Linked DNA regions of Homo sapiens: region 1 is linked to region 2. The links are chromatin loops, found by intact Hi-C in ENCODE. Cell type or tissue: heart left ventricle. All regions are shown on one strand. Each heading gives the region's core, and the rest is flanking DNA. Links, peaks and the distances in the headings are about the cores only.

The links. Hi-C counts contacts between places; a loop is a spot of excess contacts. Peaks named below come from ENCODE experiments on the same cell type or tissue, not always from the same donor. Only the 100,000 strongest peaks of a DNase experiment are listed, where the experiment ranks them.
Region 1: a loop joins it to region 2, with 6 times the contacts of the local background. A loop is called at or near these places in 31 of 110 quality-filtered maps.

The regions. Positions count from the first base shown.
Region 1 is chr1:32,757,204-32,766,282 of GRCh38, forward strand. All of the region lies in intron 1 of NHSL3 (NHS like 3), which reads left to right. Among named protein-coding and RNA genes, the nearest start is that of NHSL3, 20 kb to the left of the region's middle. RefSeq lists enhancers at 2,200-3,082, 3,083-3,966, 8,439-9,079 and a silencer at 4,601-4,821. In heart left ventricle, for the core only: no CTCF peak of the experiment used is centred there; no DNase peak of the experiment used is centred there.
Region 2 is chr1:32,402,305-32,411,383 of GRCh38, forward strand. It overlaps the pseudogene GAPDHP20. Among named protein-coding and RNA genes, the nearest start is that of BSDC1, 12 kb to the left of the region's middle. RefSeq lists an enhancer at 3,822-3,901. In heart left ventricle, for the core only: no CTCF peak of the experiment used is centred there; no DNase peak of the experiment used is centred there.

The sequences.
Region 1 (9,079 bases), core at 805-8,804, 360 kb after region 2:
GAGAAGAGGAAGGAGAGAATACAAGGCAGGGAGAGAGGTCTGGAGTCTGCAGGCCACAGGGAGCCAGTGAAGGTGTTTGAGCAAGGGAGGAGTCTACAAAAGTGGGGTGTTAGGAAGATGGCTCTAGGGTGGGGGCAGGTGCAGGCAGGACAGGTTGAGGGGTGGGGTGGTGAGAGTGGAGGCTCAGAGACTGTTGCAGTAATCCAGGGGAGAGGTGATGAGGTGAGGGCTGGGGACAGGGTGGGGGTTGTGGGAGTGGAGAGGAGTGGCAGCTGCAGAGACACTTCGGAGGAAGTGGCTGAATTGATAAGACCTGGGATTAACCAGATGTTGAGAGTAAGGGCCAGAGGGAGCTGTGTGGGCTTCTGTGCTTGAGGCTGCTTGGCTGGGAGATGGTAGCAGAGATAAAAATAAGTCCCTATGCTGTCCCTTTACATCAGTTAATTCATTTGTCCTTTGTCCTCCAACAGTCCCACAAGCCACAGGCTATTCTCCCATTTTAGAGATGAGGAAGCTGAGTTCGGAGAAGTGAAGTCACTTTCTCAAGGCCACACAGCAAGGAGATGGCTGAATCTGGATTAAAACTCAAGCCTGTCACATTACAAAGCCTGTGCCCTTAATCAGTTTAGGAATAGAAGGGTGTCATCTTATGACACCCTGCACGTCCTCTGGGCAGAGAAAGCCTGCGGCCCCGGCCCCGGGGGATTTGGACTATGTAAAGAGGACTAGTGGAGGAAGCACTGTGGGGAGGGTTAGGGGTTGAGGACTAAGCATTAAAGCCTCCAAGCGCTTAGAGAGGAAGCAAGTGGGAAGGGGAAATCAAGACTCAAGGAAGCGTTGATCCCGCAGATCAAATGCCCTTGTAAGGTAGAGAAGGGTGAAGGTGTATGAGGTGAGGCCTCCTGACTGCTGGAAAGATACTGTAACCTGCCGGGATTGTTTGGTCTTGGCACTCAGGGATCCACCCAACTCTCCCCTTCCCAGGCTAGCTGAGCACTCGGTCCTGGGTAGGTTGGGGAATGGTGGTGGATGTGAATTGGTAACCCAGGAAGACCCGCCCTCTTCCTTTTCCCATGCGTTGCACTGTCAAGCTCACACACATGGCCCTCCTTCTGGTTGGATTTATTGTTCCCATTGTGCACATGGGGAGACTGAGGGAAGGGACTGCTGGAGTCAGACCATCTGGAATTCTTTTCATCCTTCCCCCTGCCTGTAGACCTGGAGGTTTAACTTCTTGGAGTCTGGGGTCTTTGGTAGGTTCCACAGCTGGACAAGGCTCCCTCCTCCATTCCCCCCATGTCTCGTCCCCTTTCTTGTGGGGAGACTTGTGATCAACTGCTTGGGTGACTTGCTTGTGGGAGCCCCGGGCTTCCAGATAAGAGGCTGGTCCAGCTCTCTCTGATCCCAGGGATCTGAGATAAGCGGAATCTCCTTGCTGCCCCAGGCCCCGACTCAAGGAAGGGAAGCACTGACCCCCCTTCCTTCTAGGGGCAAAGTCATCCATGGTGAGGGCTCTTTGAAGATCATCTCTCCAACCCCTGCCACATCTCAGATGAAGAAACTGAGGCCCAGAAAAGCACAGTACCTGGCTCAGGATCATGTTGCAATTAAGGGGAAATGAAAGCTCCAACCTAGGAATCCTCACTCCAGGGCAGTGAGATCTGGTCTGGGCCTGGAATTCCCTTCCTTCCCAAACTGAGGGGTTAGGGCTGCCACATGGAGGGGTGTCACTAAGGAGAGATAGGGAGCTGATGTCAAGTGTTCCTTATCAGACCTTATCTTAATGGTCCTTAACCTTACTTGAGATTTGAAGAGAGCTGGAGTGGTGGGGAGAGGAGGCTGCTGGTGGCATAGGAAGAACATGATTTTGCAGCCAGTCAGAGTTGGGCTCACATCCTGCCTCTGCCATTTCTAGCAGTGTGACCTTGGGCAAGTCTCTGACCCTTGGGGTCAGGGTTTACACTAGATTGTGTGGCTTTCTTTAAGGTTCCCAGGCACTCTGTGATGTGGGTGTTAGTCCCACCTTACAGATGAGGGGACTGAGGCCCAGAGAGGCCAATTCCTTCATCCAAGGCCTGGAATCCAGACCTCCTGATTCCCAGCTCTTTCTTCTCCTTACTCTGTGGTGTCTGCCTCTGGCATCCATAAGATGGGGATAATCATGCCTTGAAGGAACTAAGGAAAGGGCTGTGGAAAGTTAGAATTGCGCCTTGGCTGAAAGGGATTATTATGTCATTGCTGGGAGCAAATACTGGCCCAGAAACTCATTAGGACATTTATTAATATTATCGTAGCTAATTCCTCCGTGCACTACTGCCTGTTCCCCCAGGGCACCCTGTGGGATGGGCTCCTCCCCTCCCTGCTCTGGGCACTCCCTGCCCCCCATTATTTACCTTAGAACCGGCCTGTCAGCTCTGTCCCTGCTGGGGTGGGGCTGGACACCAAGGGAAGGAAGGAGAGGGATTCCGGCACAGGTGGGGTGCAGAGCCCCTACTTTCTTTGGGCAGAGATTGAGGTCGTGCCCCTCCCCCAACTGCCCTTACCCATTAACTTTCTCAGACTTAGGATCACTAAGGTTGTTGGAGTGAGACCCAGGTTCAACCACTCCCTGGTTGGGTGACCTTGAGCAAGTTAGTCACTTTCCCTTGAGCCTCCTGGTGCTCATTTGTAAAAAGGAAACCACTCCTGCCTTTTAACTTTCTTGTTAGGTGTTCTGCGAGACAGTAGAAGAGAAAGTGTTTTGAGAACCGTAAAGTGCCTCCACCTGAAAGTTTGTTATGCTCATTTTCCTTTGTCTTGCCTCTTTGGGAATAAAATCTACATTCTGGTTTCTGCTTCTGCTTCTAGAATGTGTAATGGTTGGGGAGCGGGGGCCTTCGTTTGTCCACCTGTGCAGTGAGGGGTTGAGGCTAAGGGCCTCTGAACACCCAGCATTCTGGCTCATGGGCTGGCCAGGGACAGTTCAGACAGGAGTAGGGAGTTGGGGGCTGGGTTGGCTTCAGAGGGTTCGGCCTCCTGAGCAAGGCCACCTGGACAGCTGTGCCCTCCCCCTTCATTCCTCTCCCCTGAGTCAGGCCTGCCTGGCTGTGGGCGCGCCACCACCCCCGCCCCTTGCTCTGGAATGGGGCAGGTTGAGGCCTCACCCCATGGAGGATGTTGCCAAGACAGTGCGTGCGCATGCGCGTGGCCTTGGGAGGCAGTGGCTCCCTCCCCGATTCTTCCCTTTCCCCAGGCTTAGGAAAGCCCCTGAGTAGGGGCTACACACACCTGTTTTTCTGTACACACAGCCCCTTGGCAGGCCCTGTGTGGGTCTGTGCGGTCGCTCATGGGTGAGGAAGGCAGGGACTAGGGTGGCTTAGGTGTGCTTTATGGGTGTGTGTGTGTGTTTTTTTTTTTTTTTTGTTTGAGACCGAGTGTCACTCTGTCACCCAGGCTGGAGTGCAATGGCGTGGTCTTGGCTCACTGCAACCTTCGCCTCCTGGGTTCAAGCGATTCTCCTGCCTCAGCCTCCTGAGTAGCCGGGATTACAGGAGCTCGACACCATGCCCAGCTAATTTTTGTATTTTTAGTAGAGACGGGCTTTCACGGCGTTGGCCAGGCTGGTCTTGAACTCCTGACCTCGCGATCCACCCGCCTTGGCCTCCCAAAGTGCTGGGATTACCGGTGTGAGCCACCGCACCCGGCCATGTGGGTGTGGTTTTGAGAGTGCCCACCTGCGGAGGTGGCCCCAGTGGGACGCTGCCTGCTGCCTGAGTCTCTGCCCTGGTAAACTGTCTCTGAGTTGAGGAGCCCGCAGGTGTGCTTCCCGGTGTGCCCTCCGTGCTGGGGGCGTGGCCACCAGGAGCAAGGTGTCTTCTCAGATCCAGGAAGCCTCCTCCCCCAGGCATGTTGGGGATGGGGGTGTGGTATGGGATGCTTCCCTCATGGCCTCAGCCCTAGGCTGCACCTCTGGACTGCCAGGGGCAGAAATCCCTGGAACAAGGACTCTAAGCGTGGCTGTGGGCAAGGTCTTTCCACTCTCTGGACCTCAGTTTCTTTGTGAAGTACCCCTCCCAGTCACCTGAGACTCAGGTTGCTGAGCCCCTCCCCAAGCGAGCCACAGGTGTATAGATCTGGGGTGACTCGGAGAGGCTGCGAGCTCTGACTTGGGTGGGGAGGGGGAGGGGTGTCGCTGGGGCAACCAGATGTTATCAAGTGTAAGCCCTTGGATCTCTGGGAATTTGCAGCTGTGGCCCTGACTGCCAGCTGTGGGCCTGGGACCTTGATGAGCTGATGTTCCTCCACCCCCATCTTGGCAGGAGCTCAGCCCTTAGTTTCCCTGGTTAGAGGGTAGCTGAAGATGACTGTCCTGTGTGGTGAAAGGCTCCAGTTTTAGAGCCAGCCAGAGTTCAGGAAGTCACTTAGCTCTCTGAGCCTCGCAGGCCCATGATCAATTACTAGGAAAGTACCTTCCAGTACCTGCCTCGAAGAACTTTTGTAAGAGCCATGAGGACAGAGACTACGTTTTGCCTTTCACCACGACCTGGCATGGTGCCTGGCATGAATTAATCACCCTGCAAATGTCGGTCTACTGGTCTTTTCTGTTTGTGTGAGACTGATAAGAAGAGTGGGTGGGTGGGTGGATCTGGCCTAAGAGGGGAAGAGTGGGGAAGGTAGGTGGTCGAGAAACCTCCAATTTGTAGGGATGATGGGGTCCCATGACCCTTTTTCAGAGGGGAGATCAGGTTTGTAGCTGGCACAGTGCACAGAACGTGGCTTTTGGATTCAAGTTGTTCTGAGTGAGAATACTGCTTTGCCATTTACACCATGGAGGCCAGAGAGGGCAGCTTTATAATGCTTGCTCCCTCTGGTTTCCATTTCCTCATCTATAAAATGGGAATAAAAGTGCCTACTTCTTAGGATTATTGTTTAGATCTCATTGATTTGTTGATGTGACTATTCAGCTCCACAAATGTTTGTTCTCTGGAGAGCAAGATCTCAGCTTGTACTTGAGTAGTCTCCAAGAGGCCAGTGTTAGGGTGGCAGCAACTGGGGAAGGAACTGCAGGGGGGTCGTGTTGCTTGGGAGCCTCTGTGAATTTTTAGTTCCCTAGGGACTCAGAGAGAAAGATGCTATGACAGAGAGGTGTCCTTAGGCACGGCTGGTGGGATACTGCACAGATACATATATATAGTTCACAGACTCTCTTTCACAGTCTCTGCTATGTTTTTTAGAGTTATCAGGGGAATCTTTTTTTTTTTTAAGCTTTATTTTTATATATTTACTTTTTTTTTTTTAGAGACAGGGACTTACTGTGTTGCCCAGGCTGTAGTGCAGTGGTACAATTATAGCTCACTGTAACCTCGAACTCCTGGGCTCAAGCCCAGCCTCCCAGGAAATCTTTTATTTATTTTTTTTTTTGAGACGGAATTTTTTTGCTCTCTTGCCCAGGCTGGAATGCAATGGCTGCGATCTCGGCTCACTGCAATCTCTGCCTCCCGGATTCAAGCGATTTTCCTGCCTCAGCCTCCCAAGTAGCTGGGATTACAGGCGCCCGCCACCGCGCCTTGCTAATTTTTGTATTTTTAGTAGAGACGGGCTTTCACCATATTGACCAGGCTGGTCTCAAACTCCTGACCTCGTGATCCACCCACCTTGGCCTCCCAAAGTGCTGGGATTACAGGCATGGGCCACCACGCCCGGCCCGGTCTTGAACTCTTGACCTCAGGTGATCTGCCCACCTCAGCCTCCCAAAGTGCTAGGATTACAGGTGTGAGCCACAGTGCTAGCCTGGAATTTTTTTTTTTTTTTTTTTTGAGACGGAGTCTCTCTCTGTCACCCAGGCTGGAGTGCAATGGTGCAATCTCAGCTCACTGCAACTTCTGCCTCCTGGGTTTGAGCAATTCTCTCACCTCTGCCTCCTGAGTAGCTGGGACTACAGGTACACACCACCACCATGCCCGGCTCATTTTTGTGTTTTTAGTAGAGACAAGGTTTCACCATGTTGGTCAGGCTGGTCTTGAACTCCTGACCTCAAGTGATCCACCTGCCTCAGCCTCCCAAAGTGCTGGGGTTACAGGCGTGAGCCACCGTGCACGGCCAGAATATTTTTTAACAGTGTCACTACCCAGCTGAAACCCTCAAGGCTTATGGGGCCCAGCCTGACCTGTCGCCTGCTCTCCTCTGATTCCGTCTCCTACCATTCTTTCCATTGCTCAATCCTCCAGCCATACTGGCCTCCTCTCTCTTCCTTGAAATCCACCACTCCTGCCTCAAGGCCTTTCCACTTGCTGTAGCCTGTCTAGAAGACTCTTCCCCAGGTACCTGCCCTGACTGGCTCCTCAGTATTCAAGTGTCAGTTCCAATGTCCTTTTCTGTTTATTTTATTGTATTTTATTTATTTATTTTTGAGACAGAGTCTCACTCTTGCCCAGACTGGAGTGCAGTAGCGGGATCTCAGCTTACTGCAACCTCTGCCTCCCGGGTTCAAGCGATTCTCCTGCCTCAGCCTCCCGAGTAGCTGGAATTACAGGTGTGTACCACCACGCCCGGCTAATTTTTTTGTACTTTTAGTAGAGACAGGGTTTCACCATGTTGGCCAGGCTGGTCTCAAACTCCTGACCTCAGGTGATCTGCCTGCCTTGGCCTCCCAAAGTGCTGGGATTACAGGTGTGAGCCACCGCGCCTGGCTGATTTTATTTTTTAAAGATGCCTGTCACTCAGGCGGGAGTGCAGTGGCTCAAACATGGCTCACGGCAGCCCCAACCTCCCAGGCTCAAGCAATCCTCCTGTCTTAGCCTCCCAATATCTGGGACCCCAGCTGTGAGTCACCACGCCTGGGTAATTTTCAAAGTTTTTTGTAGAGATAGGATCTTGCCTTGTTGCCCAGGCTGATCTTGAATTCCTGACCACAAGCCATCTTCCTGCCTCGGCCTCCCATAGTGCTGGGATTACAGGTGTGAACCACCATGCCCAGCCTATTCTTTTCTTAGAGGGGCTTTTCTTGACAACCTAACTAAACCACTCTCCCCGCCCCCCGGCCCCACCAAAGCTTCCTGTTACAGCTCTGGAGTCTTCACTACCCAAAATTACATTGTTAGTTTACCTCATCCATGTATTCATCAAATATTTTTTGAACTCAACTCATAACATGTTCCAGGCACTGATTTAGCCTCTGGGGATAAACTGGTGAACAAGATAAAGTTCTTCTCCATTAACTATAGTCCCTAGTACTAGGTTAACACATGTTTGCTGATCAAGTGAATGGATACAACCATCTTGTTTTTTTCTTTTTTTTTTTTTTGAAATGGAGTCTTGCTCTGTCATCCAGGCTGGAGTGCAGTGGTGGGATCTTGGCTCACTGCAGTCTTCGGCTCCCAGGTTCAAGAGATTCTCCTGCCTCGGCCTCCCGAGTAGCTGAGATTACAGGCATGCACCACCACACCAAGCTAATTTTTAATTTTAATTTTAGTAGAGACAGGGTTTCACCATGTTGGGCCAGGCTGATCTCGAATTCCTGACCTCAAGTGATCTGCCCACCTTGGCCTCCCAAAATGCTGGGATTACAGGCGTGAGCCACAGCAATCTTAAAAAGAGGAGTTATTAGCCTTATTTTCATATGAGATCGTGACTTGTGTGATGGAGCTGGATTTGAACCTCGACCTGACTTCTTTTCCAGTACTTCTCCACCTCACCTCCTTTTTTACTGCCTTCACCCATGGACTGTTTCTTGGCTAATTCTGTTCTCCCTGCCTGGTGATCCAGGACAGAATCACTGACAGCGTGGGGCCAATGTGAAGAATTCCAGGCTAGGGGAGAAGGAGGTCTGCTTTGAAGTCTAGCCTCTGCAAGATTAAGTGTGATCTTGGAGAGTTTACTGTGTTTCTCTGGGCTTCTGATGTCACATTGCCAAAGTAGGAAGAAAGTCCTTTGGAAAGTGTGGGGCTGAACCTATGTATGAGGGGCTGTACTGCCAGCCACTGTGGTTCTGCTCTGGGCATCTCCCTGGCTTCCCAGGACTGTGTCCTGGGACTGGCCCCTGCCCCTCTGGGGGCCTCTGCCCACAGCCTTGCCATCCCACTAGCAGCTCTGGGCTCCTGCCTGGCTGCTGCAGGCTCCGAGCTCTTTCCCCAGGGAATTACGCTAGGCAGCCAGGAGGCTTGCAGGTGGGCACCCTGCCAAGTCTAGTCTGGTAGCCCCTCCACCTACCATCTGGCAGCTGGGACCCCTGCCTTAACTCTGGACTTGCAGGCAGGGTGAGTGATCTGCTGCTGGATTGAGTATCTTCGGTCCTCCTAATCATACTCTACTGGAGCAGAGCACCCACGGACTCCTGGCCTCAGTTGCCTTTCTGTGCCCCTGCACCCCATTTAAGGGGTGGGGTCGGCAGATGGGCGGGATCAGTGGCGAAGGTGGGAGGAGGACATGGAGAGCAGCCCCTCCCCCTCCTCTGTCTGGAGCCGGTGCTCTGCGGCGGGGCGGGAGGGCTCGCATCCCCATAGTGCTGGGTTACAGTGAAGGTACGCCCCGCGCTCTGCTCTGGAGAGGCAGGGTGGGATAGGGAACGTCTCGAGTGGCGCCCGCAGTCATGGTGGTGTTCGTTGGCCGCCGCCTCCCGGCGCTCCTAGGGCTGTTTAAGAAGAAGGGTGAGTGGGTGTGGCTTGGGGGGAGGGGAGGGATGCTCGATGCCTCCCTTTCCCAGACCCTTATGTAGAATGAGGAATCAAGGCTGGGCAAAAGTAATGGGGTGGGGCTGGGGGCTGATAATGAGGCCAGAATCTCCCATCCGGCTGTGCTTTTGTCCAGCCGCTTTGTTGCTGCCTTTGTCTGGGCCCTGCTTGTGGGTTGGGAGGATGGATCCAGGTGTCTCTGACCTTGAAGCCTGCAGCCCTCCCGTGAGACTTGCCTCCCTGCCGGGGTACCCACACTTTACTGGGTACAGCCTCCCAGTCAAGATGTACTAGCCTTTCCTAGTGTGCCGGGGAGGATGGGACGTGGGCGGCCCAGAAGAGAGGAGAGTAGTACCACTGGAAGTTGGGAAGCCTGCTCAGTGAAATCCTGTTTAGAGGCCTGGGAATGGAGAAGTTTTGGAGGGAGGGGC
Region 2 (9,079 bases), core at 528-8,527:
CTTGAGGGTGGCCTCCGATGCCAGTTTCACCACCTTCTTGATGTCATCATATTTGGGCAGCTCTCTCCAGATGGCAGATCAGGTCTACAACCCACATGTTGGCAGTGGAGACATGGAAGGCCATGCCAGTGGGCTTTCTGTTAAGCTCAGGGATGGCCTTGCCCACAGCCTTGGTAGAGTGGGTAAATGCAGGGATGATGTCCTGGAGAGTCCTGTGGCCATCACGCCACAGTTTCCCAGAGAGGCCATCCACAGTCTTCTGGGTGGCAATATTGGCACCAACTGTGGCCATGAGTCCCTCCATGATGCCAAAGTTGTCATGGATGACCTTGGGCAGGGCAGCTAAACAATTGGCAGTACAGGAAGCGTTGCTGACAATCACAAGGTTGTTTTCATACTTCTCAAGGTTCACGGCCATCACAAACATGGGGGCATCAACAGAGAGAGCAGATATGACCCTTTTGGTTGCACCCTCTAAGTGAGCCCCAGCCTTCTCCAAGGCAGTGAAGATGCCAGTGGACTTCATAACATAATCAGCGTCAGGACCAGCCCATTTGATTTTGATGGGATTTTGTTCCTGGAAGATGGTGATGGGATTTCCATTGGTGACAAACTTCTTGTTCTTAGCCTTGATGGTGCCTTGGAACTTGTCATGGGTGGAGTCATACTAGAACATGTAGACCATGGAGTTGACCTGAATGAAGTGGTCATAGATGGTGACACTATCCACTTTGCTAGAGTTAAAAGCAGCCCTGGTAAACAGGCTTCCAATATGGTCCCATCTATTTACTCTGGCCTTCACTCACACCATGATGTCTCAAGGCTGCTGCTGGTGCTACACGAGATGTGTCTGTATGTTGTATGGCAAGAGCAGAGAGCTCATCTGTGTTCTTGAAGTAACTTACATTTATTGTATCTATATGGTGGAAATACTATATAATAGTGTACTTTTTTTTTTTTTTGAGACGGAGTTTCACTTTTGTTGCCCAGGCTGGAGGGCAGTGGCACTATCTCGGTTCACTGCAACCTCTGCCTCCCGGGTTCAAGCGATTCTTTTGCCTCCCCCTCCCGAGTAGCTGGGGTTACAGGTGCATGCCACCATGCCTGGCTAATTTTTTTGTATTTTTAGTAGAGACAGAGTTTCACCATGTTGGTCAGGCTGGTCTTGAACTCCTGACCTCAGGTGATCCACCTGCCTCGGCCTCCCAAAGTGCTGGGATTACAGGCATGAGCCAGCATGCCCGGCCTAATAGGAGATATCTCTCCTCAACTCTGCATTCAGTGATTGATGTCACATTGGCACCTTAAAATTGATGAAGGTGGGAGTGTTTAATCATTAAAATCCACAAACAATACAAATCATGCCCCTTCTTCCGCCAAGCCAATTGTTAAACTTTTACCAGAATACACGGGTCCTGATTGTACTCCTAATGTCCTATGTGATTTTGAGCAAAGCCCTGTTCTCCCCAGACTCCCATATATTTACGTATCACTTTATAATTGACAAAAGGGGAGCATCCTTTGTGTGCTAGGCACTGTTGTCTCATAGAATTCTTAGAACAACCAAAGGGGTGGAATATTGTAGCCCAAAGAGCAAAGAAGAACTTTGTCTCCAGGGTGGCTCTGTTACCAGAGTTCCCAAAAGATGGCACTGTGGACTGGCTCAGAGGAAATATAGCAAAATATGTAATATATATTATATAGATTATATATATATATATTTTGAGATGGAGTTTTGCTCTTGTTGCCCAGGCTGGAGTGCAATGGCGCGATCTAGGCTCACTGCAAACTCTGCCTCCTGGGTTCAAGCGATTCTCCTGCCTCAGCCTCCTGAGTGGCTGGGATTACTCATCACATGCATCACATGGCATGTGCCATCACACCCGGCAATATATATATATTTTAAGACAGGGTCTCACTCTGTCTCCCAGGCTGAAGTGTAGTGGCACGATCTCGGCTCAATGCAACCTCTGCCTCCTGGGCTCAAGCCACCCTCCCACTTCAGCCTCCCAAGTAGCTGGGACCACAGGCACACGCCACCATCTGGCTAATTTTTGTATTTTTATAGATACAGGGTTTTGCCATGTTGCCTAGGCTGATCTTGAACTCCTGGGCTTAAGCAGTCCACCCGCCTCAGCCTCCCAAAGTGCTAAACTTACAGGCGTGAGCCACCGCATTCAGTCAATAATAATATTCTTCTGGGCACCTCCAGCATTGTTTTTGGGACTCACACACCATAAGCCTCCTTCTTGGCTATTTCTGGGAGTGGGGAAAGATTTAGCTCCCTCTGGCTTCTGTGTAAGGGAGGTGGGAGGTGGGAAGTGGAATATTCTTACTACAACAGTGAGGGTTTTTTCCCAAAAGGGAGACTGGGCTTGGATGCAGATAGCCCGAACATCAACTGTCCTGTTCCCCATTTGCTGCCAAACACATATACTCTGTGTTTTGAACTTAGACTTGCTTCCCAATTAGCATAAAGTAGCTACCACTTCTGTAATTAAAAACACTGTTTTAATTACTCTCCAAAGAAGGCATCCAAAGCCTTGACGACTGTCCTCCGGCTCTCAGAATTCCTGCTTAGGAATCTGCAATCCATCACTGAATGGTGAAGTTAATCTCCCTATAAAACCACCTAGAGACGATAGTGGCAGAAAGGGAGAAGAAAGAGAAGCAAAAGTATTTGAAATATGTAAATATCTACATCAAGGAAAGAAATTCAAGTAGAGACTATAATCCGCCCCCCCCCCATATAAAGCAGTCTAAGGCTGATCTTGTATTTATGACTTTCCTTCTTTACTATCTATTCTAGGTTCCATCTGCCTTCAGTCAGCAACAGATGTTCAAGTTATTTAGCCACAGGAGAGACCCACCCCTTCATTCCTGAGCTATCTGTGGCCTAGAAGATCCTTTTGTATAGAATTGCAGTAGTTTTGCCGTGACTTTGATCACAGAATATTGCAGTAGTTGTAGGATCCTTAGGAAATATAGCAAAGTCTATCACTAAACCTCCCTGCCTCCACTCAGTGGTAACAACCTATTTCCGCTTGGTAACTAGAGTATAAAATTCTAGAAAATGGCCGGGCGTGGTGGCTCACGCCTGTAATCCCAGCACTTTGGGAGGCCGAGGTGGGCGGATCGCGAGGTCAGGAGATCGAGACCATCCCGGCTAAAACGGTGAAACCCCGTCTCTACTAAAAATACAAAAAAATTAGCCGGGCGTAGTGGCGGGCGCCTATAGTCCCAGCTACTTGGGAGGCTGAGGCAGGAGAATGGCGTGAACCCGGGAGGCGGAGCTTGCAGTGAGCCGAGATCCCGCCACTGCACTCCAGCCTGGGCGACAGAGCGAGACTCCGTCTCAAAAAAAAAAAAAAAAAATTCTAGAAAATATCTTGATTTTTTTTTTTTTTTTGGCCTGTCTGTTCAGTGGCAGGAGATACTCAAAAAGGTTGAGTGGCAATTTCAACTTCCAATTTGTTGAAAATTTGTGTCACGTGATGGAGGCATTTCTCTCTTAGACACTAAAAGCTTTTAACATACCTCCCCTCCCTACAGTCATAGAGTCAAGAAGCAAATAACTTATGAGTGAGTCAAAAAGTTTCACTGTGGGCTGGGCTCAGTGGCTCACACCTGTAATCGCAGCACTTTGGGAGGCTGAGGCAGATGGATCGCTTGAGGCCAGGAGTTTGAGACTAGCCTGGGCAACATGGCAAAACCTTGTCTCTAAAAAATACCAAAAAAAAGTTAGCCAGGCATAGTGGCTCACACCTGTGGTGCTAGCTGAGGCAGGAGAATCAGTTGAGCCCGGGAAGTGAAGGTTGCAGTGAGCCAAGATTGCACCACTGCACTCTACCCTGGGTGACAGAGGGAGACCCTGTCTCCAAAAAAAAAAAAAAGTCTAAGTGTGAAAGAAACCACTCCTACACACAGCTCTTGGTTTCTGAACTATGTATCTGGCTAAGGAAGAAATGGTACACTGGTTCAGAGCATATACTGCATCCTTTTAACAGTGCTGTATCTCACAGGGTGCTATCTAACAGCTGGTAGATTACCTGGACCTTCAGTAGGTTTTGCCACCACTCTAGAAGGCTGGCTGATGGAGCTCAGGTTAGTGAATCCTCTGGTGTCTGCTCACTCTCACTTCTTTTCTTGTGAAGTGAATTTCATGGTCAGAAACAATATTGTGTGGGACACTAAGACTGTGTATTAAGTCCATAGATGGAGGTTCTGAGAGAAGAATGAGAAGCAGGGAAAGGAAATTCAAACCCAGAGTAAGCACTGTCACCGGTGAGACAAATTGTTCCTTCTTCACAAGGGACATGGTCCTATGTAATTGATCTGCCACCAGATAGTTGGTTTGTTCCCTCAAGGTATGACATCACATCAAGAGTCCAGGACTGTTTGCTCCTGTAGGCAAACAGGGCATCAGTAGGTCAGTAGTGGTGGTTGCCAGGACGGCCTTGGACAGGGATGTCCCTGTTCTTGGGCCTATGCATAATTTCCACTCCTGTCACTATCGTCCTTTGTCCATGAACCCATTGAACAAGAACTGGACTGGCTGGTGGAAAAGGCCATCTAGTTAATATCCACAGAACAGATCTGCTGATTAGTGAAAGCTTCCTGCACAGCGGGGGCCCATGGTGAGCAATCATTTGGCACACCTGCTGTCTCATGATCTGTGACCATTCCAGGAAATCCACCTTTCCCAAACCTCTTTGTCATTAACTTGCAATCTTTTAAGATGCTGAGCTACTCACACTATTTGTCATTGGCTCGTGAACTGGTATAGATCCTGACCTCAGGCCATTTTTCCTACCAGGCAAAGTGGACAATGAAATGCACTGCTTACAGTTCTGCCTATTGAGGAATTTCCTTCTCCAGCATCCTTTGGGGCCATATAACCATTTTCATAAAACTGTTTCTTGCTCTTTCAGAATCTGCCATCTGAAAACCAGGCTCTCATATAATTTTTTCTTTACAGTGGAGCCTTGTCACAATCATTTACATAGTCATGAATATTCTAATGGCTGGGTCTATTTCAGCGGGTCTATCCTTGTTTCTCTCTCCCAAACTTTTTTTGTTGTTGTTGAGACAGGATCTCACTCTGTTGCCCAGGCTGGAGTGCAGAGGTGTCATCTCTGCTCACTGCAACCTCCACCTCCCAGGTTCAAGTGATTTTTGTGCTCCCACATCCTGAGTAGCTGGAATTACAGGCGTGACCACCAAGCCTGGCTAATTTTTGTGTTTTTTGGTAGACACAAAGGTTTCGCCATGTTGGCCAGGCTGGTCTAGAATTCCTGACCTCAAGTGATCTGCCTGCCTCGGCCTCCCAAAATGCTGGGATTACAGGCATGAGCCACCGTGCCCATCCTCTCCTAAACTTTTTATTCTCTCATCTTGCTTCCTTCAGTAACCATGGCCTGTGATTCAATGTTGATTCTGATTTCAAGACATCTCTGCCTCGAGACAGTGGAAAACCACATGCCTTGCTCCAACTGCCACCAAGAAGAGTTCCTTTCTCTGCTATCCTTCAGAGTGACCTTGCTCAGGCCATGACAGTCCATTTCTGGCTCATACCAGCACATTGTACAGAGCCATGCATAACAGTTCACACTCGTTTCCTCCCATGTCGCCTGGGTTGGAGTCTCTGGAGCAGTGTGCAGGAATGGGTACTGGGAGTAAGAACAGCCTGCTCATTGCACCTTCAGGGCTGTTTAGGCCACATTCTCTATGGGCCACTTTCACTTGAGAATTACTGAGTATTGGCGATCAGAAAACACCCAATTCATGATGGGCAGCTCAGGTTGCAACGTCACCTAGTGCTCTATGGTCAAGCATTCAGCCTACTAGAACTATTAGGAAAATCCTAGTAGCTACTACTAGGGCAAGGATGTCATCGAAGAGTACTTCAAATGCGATAATGAACAAATAAAACTTTGGTTCATGTTCTTTAAAAAAAAAAAAGTAGCTACTAGCTACGAGTAGCTACTACTACTAAAACTCAGGAGCTATTTCTCAAAAGAAAAATACTCAGTATGAATGAGGAACGGCTAACAGCTTTGCCTCCAAACTTTGAGGGCCTCTATGGTGATCCCTCTACCAATGTTTGCAATAGGCTCAGTATGGCATCATTTCCCTCAGACGCTTTTTTTTTTTTTTTGAGGCAGAGTTTCACTCTTAGTTGCCCAGGCTGGAGTGCAATGGCACGATCTCGGCTCACTGCACCTTCCGCCTCCCAGGTTCAAGCAATTCTCCTGCCTCAGCCCCCTGAGTAGCTGGGATTACAGGCACCCGCCACCATGCCCAGCTAATTTTGTATTTTTAATAGAGATGGGGTTTCTCCATCTTGGTCAGGCTGGTCTTGAATTCCTGACCTCAGGTGATCCATCTGCCTCGGCCTCCTAAAGTGCTGGGATTACAGGTGTAAGCCACCGCACCTGGCCTTCCCTCAGACACTTTGACTGTGGATCTGTTCAGCTGTCAGGGCCAAATTGCTGAGCCTGGACCAGTTGGAGAGGCATCCTCTCTAACTCTGTGCCTTACTCAAACCTGGAGACTGGCAAATAGTTAGAAGGAGTTGGCTGGGTGCGGTGGCTCATGCCTATAATTCCAGCACTTTGGGAAGCCACGGCGGGCTGATTGCTTGAGGCCAAGAGTTCAAGACCAGCCTGGCCAACATGGCAAAACCATGTCTTTGCTAAAAATAAAAGTAAAAAAATTATTAAAAAAAAAAAAAGAAGTAGTGTACCTAGTAATGTTTGTATGTTGCCCGCAAAATCCAAAGAGACCTATCAAGCACTGGGGTTCCTTCTTAGAGGAAGGAAGACTAAAGTGCAGCAACCTGTCCTTTGCTCTGGAGGGAATGTCCTGGTGTGTCTCAGACTGTGTGACTTCCAAAATTTTAATGAAATGGCAGGCTGCTATATTTTTGTTGGATTTATCTCCCACCCTTTTATACCCAATGTTTTCTACTTTTGGGGTTCTGTCAGCACGATGCCACCAAAATAGTGGAACAGCATGACAGCCTGTAGGATGGAATGACAAATACTTGGACTGACTCTTGACCTCTATGCCACCCTCCTTCTATTGGATGCATTGTAAAGTGAAATACCACATTTCCCAGAGTCCCTTGCAGCTAAGGTTCTGCTTGTGAACTAGGTTCCTTCAAGTAGGCACATCCATGTGAGATTTGGGAAAGCAGACATGAGGCAGAAGTCACCTTTCTGCAGAAGTGGCTGCTGGCAGGAAACGCCTGTTTTGAATACATTGAGTTGTTTGTTTTCTGCACTGAACTGACTGATACAGATGATGGCAGAGCCAAAATTTCTACAGACCAAATTGGGGCACAGAGCAGAAGTGTTGGATTTTCTTTGAGTAAAGATTATAAAGCAAATTGCTTTTTTTTTTTTTTTTTTGAGAGGGAGTCTCACTCTGTCACCCAAGCTGGAGTGGAGTGGCACACATGATCTTGGCTCACTGAAACTTCTGCCAGCCTCAGCCTCCCAAAGTGCTAGGATTACAGGTGTGAGCCACCATGCCTGGCCATAAAGCAAATTGCTGCTGCTTCTTTTTTTTTTTTTTTTTTCCATTGAGATGGAGTTTCGGTCTGTCATTCAGGCTGGAGTGCAATGGCGCGATCTTGGCTCACTGCAACCTCCACCTCCAGGGTTCAAGCAATTCCCCTGCCTCAGCCTCCCAAGTAGATGGGATTACAGGCACCCGCCACCATGCCTGGCTAATTTTTTGTATTTTTAGTAGAAACAAGGTTTCACCATGTTGGCCAGGCTGGTCTCGAACTACTGGCCTCAAATGATCCACCTGCCTTAGCCTCCCAAAGTGCTGGGATTACAAGCATGAGGCACCATGCCTGGCCACAAATTGCTTCTTATATCCTCTGTTATATTGGAGAAAAATGCATTTGCTTGATCAAATTCTGGGAGTCGTACTGATGTACTCCCCCAAAAGCCACATCTGAAATAGCAGTGGCAACTGAGGCTGCCATTTGATTCAGTTTTCAATATTCCTCCACCTTCTTGAAGACCATCTGTCTCTTTATCTAAACTGAAGACATGGATATGGATGTGACAGAAGTCACCGCCTCTGCATATCTGAGGTCTTTGATGGTGGCATTAAACTTTGCAATGCTTTCAGGATTTTTTATTTTATTTTTATTTAAAAAATTCTTTTAGTTGCTCTCAGCATACCAGAATTTTTTATTTTAATTTACATTTTGGTGGGAATGAAAAACTTTGATGAGTTCTACTTTGTTTTTCTTTTTTGAGATAGAGTCTCACTCTGTCACCCAGGCTGGAGTGCAGTGGCATGATCTCAGCTTACTGCAACCTCTGCCTCCCAGGTTCAAGCAATTCCCCTGCTTCGGCCTCCTGAGTAGCTGGGATTACAGGCGTGCACCACCATGCCCAGCTAATTTTTGTATTTTTAGTAGAGACAGGGTTTTACCATGCTGCCCATGCTGGTTTCAAATTCCTGGCCTCAAGCGATCTGCCAGCCTCAGCCTCTTAAAGTGTTGAGAGTTTACAGGCATGAGCCACTACATCCAGCTTGTTTTATTTATTTATTTAGAGGCAGAGTTTCACTCTCTCACTCAGGCTGAAGTACAGTGGTGTGATCTCAGCTCACTGCAATCTCTGCCCCTGGGTTCAAGCAATTCTCCTGCCTCAGCCTCCCGAGTAGCTTGGATTACGGGCACCTGCCACTTGGCTAATATTTGTATTTTTAGTAGAGATGGGGTTGCCCCATGTTGGCCAGGCTGGTCTCGAACTCCTGACCCCAGGTGATCTGCCTGCTTCAGCCTCCCAAAGTGCTAAGATTACAGGCATGAGCCACCACGCCCAGCCTGTTCTTCTTATAATAAAAGCTATTAACCTATTCTTATAATAAACCTATTCTATTTAACCTATGTTAAGTTATATAATAACCTATTCTTATAATAAAAGCTATTAACCTATGGTCAGTAGGCTAATGCAGGTTTCTGCCAGTATTTTAGGAAATTCCTTACAGTTATACAAACAAGGACAAAACTATCAGTTTTGGGGACTAGATCCACCCTAAAGTGGACTTT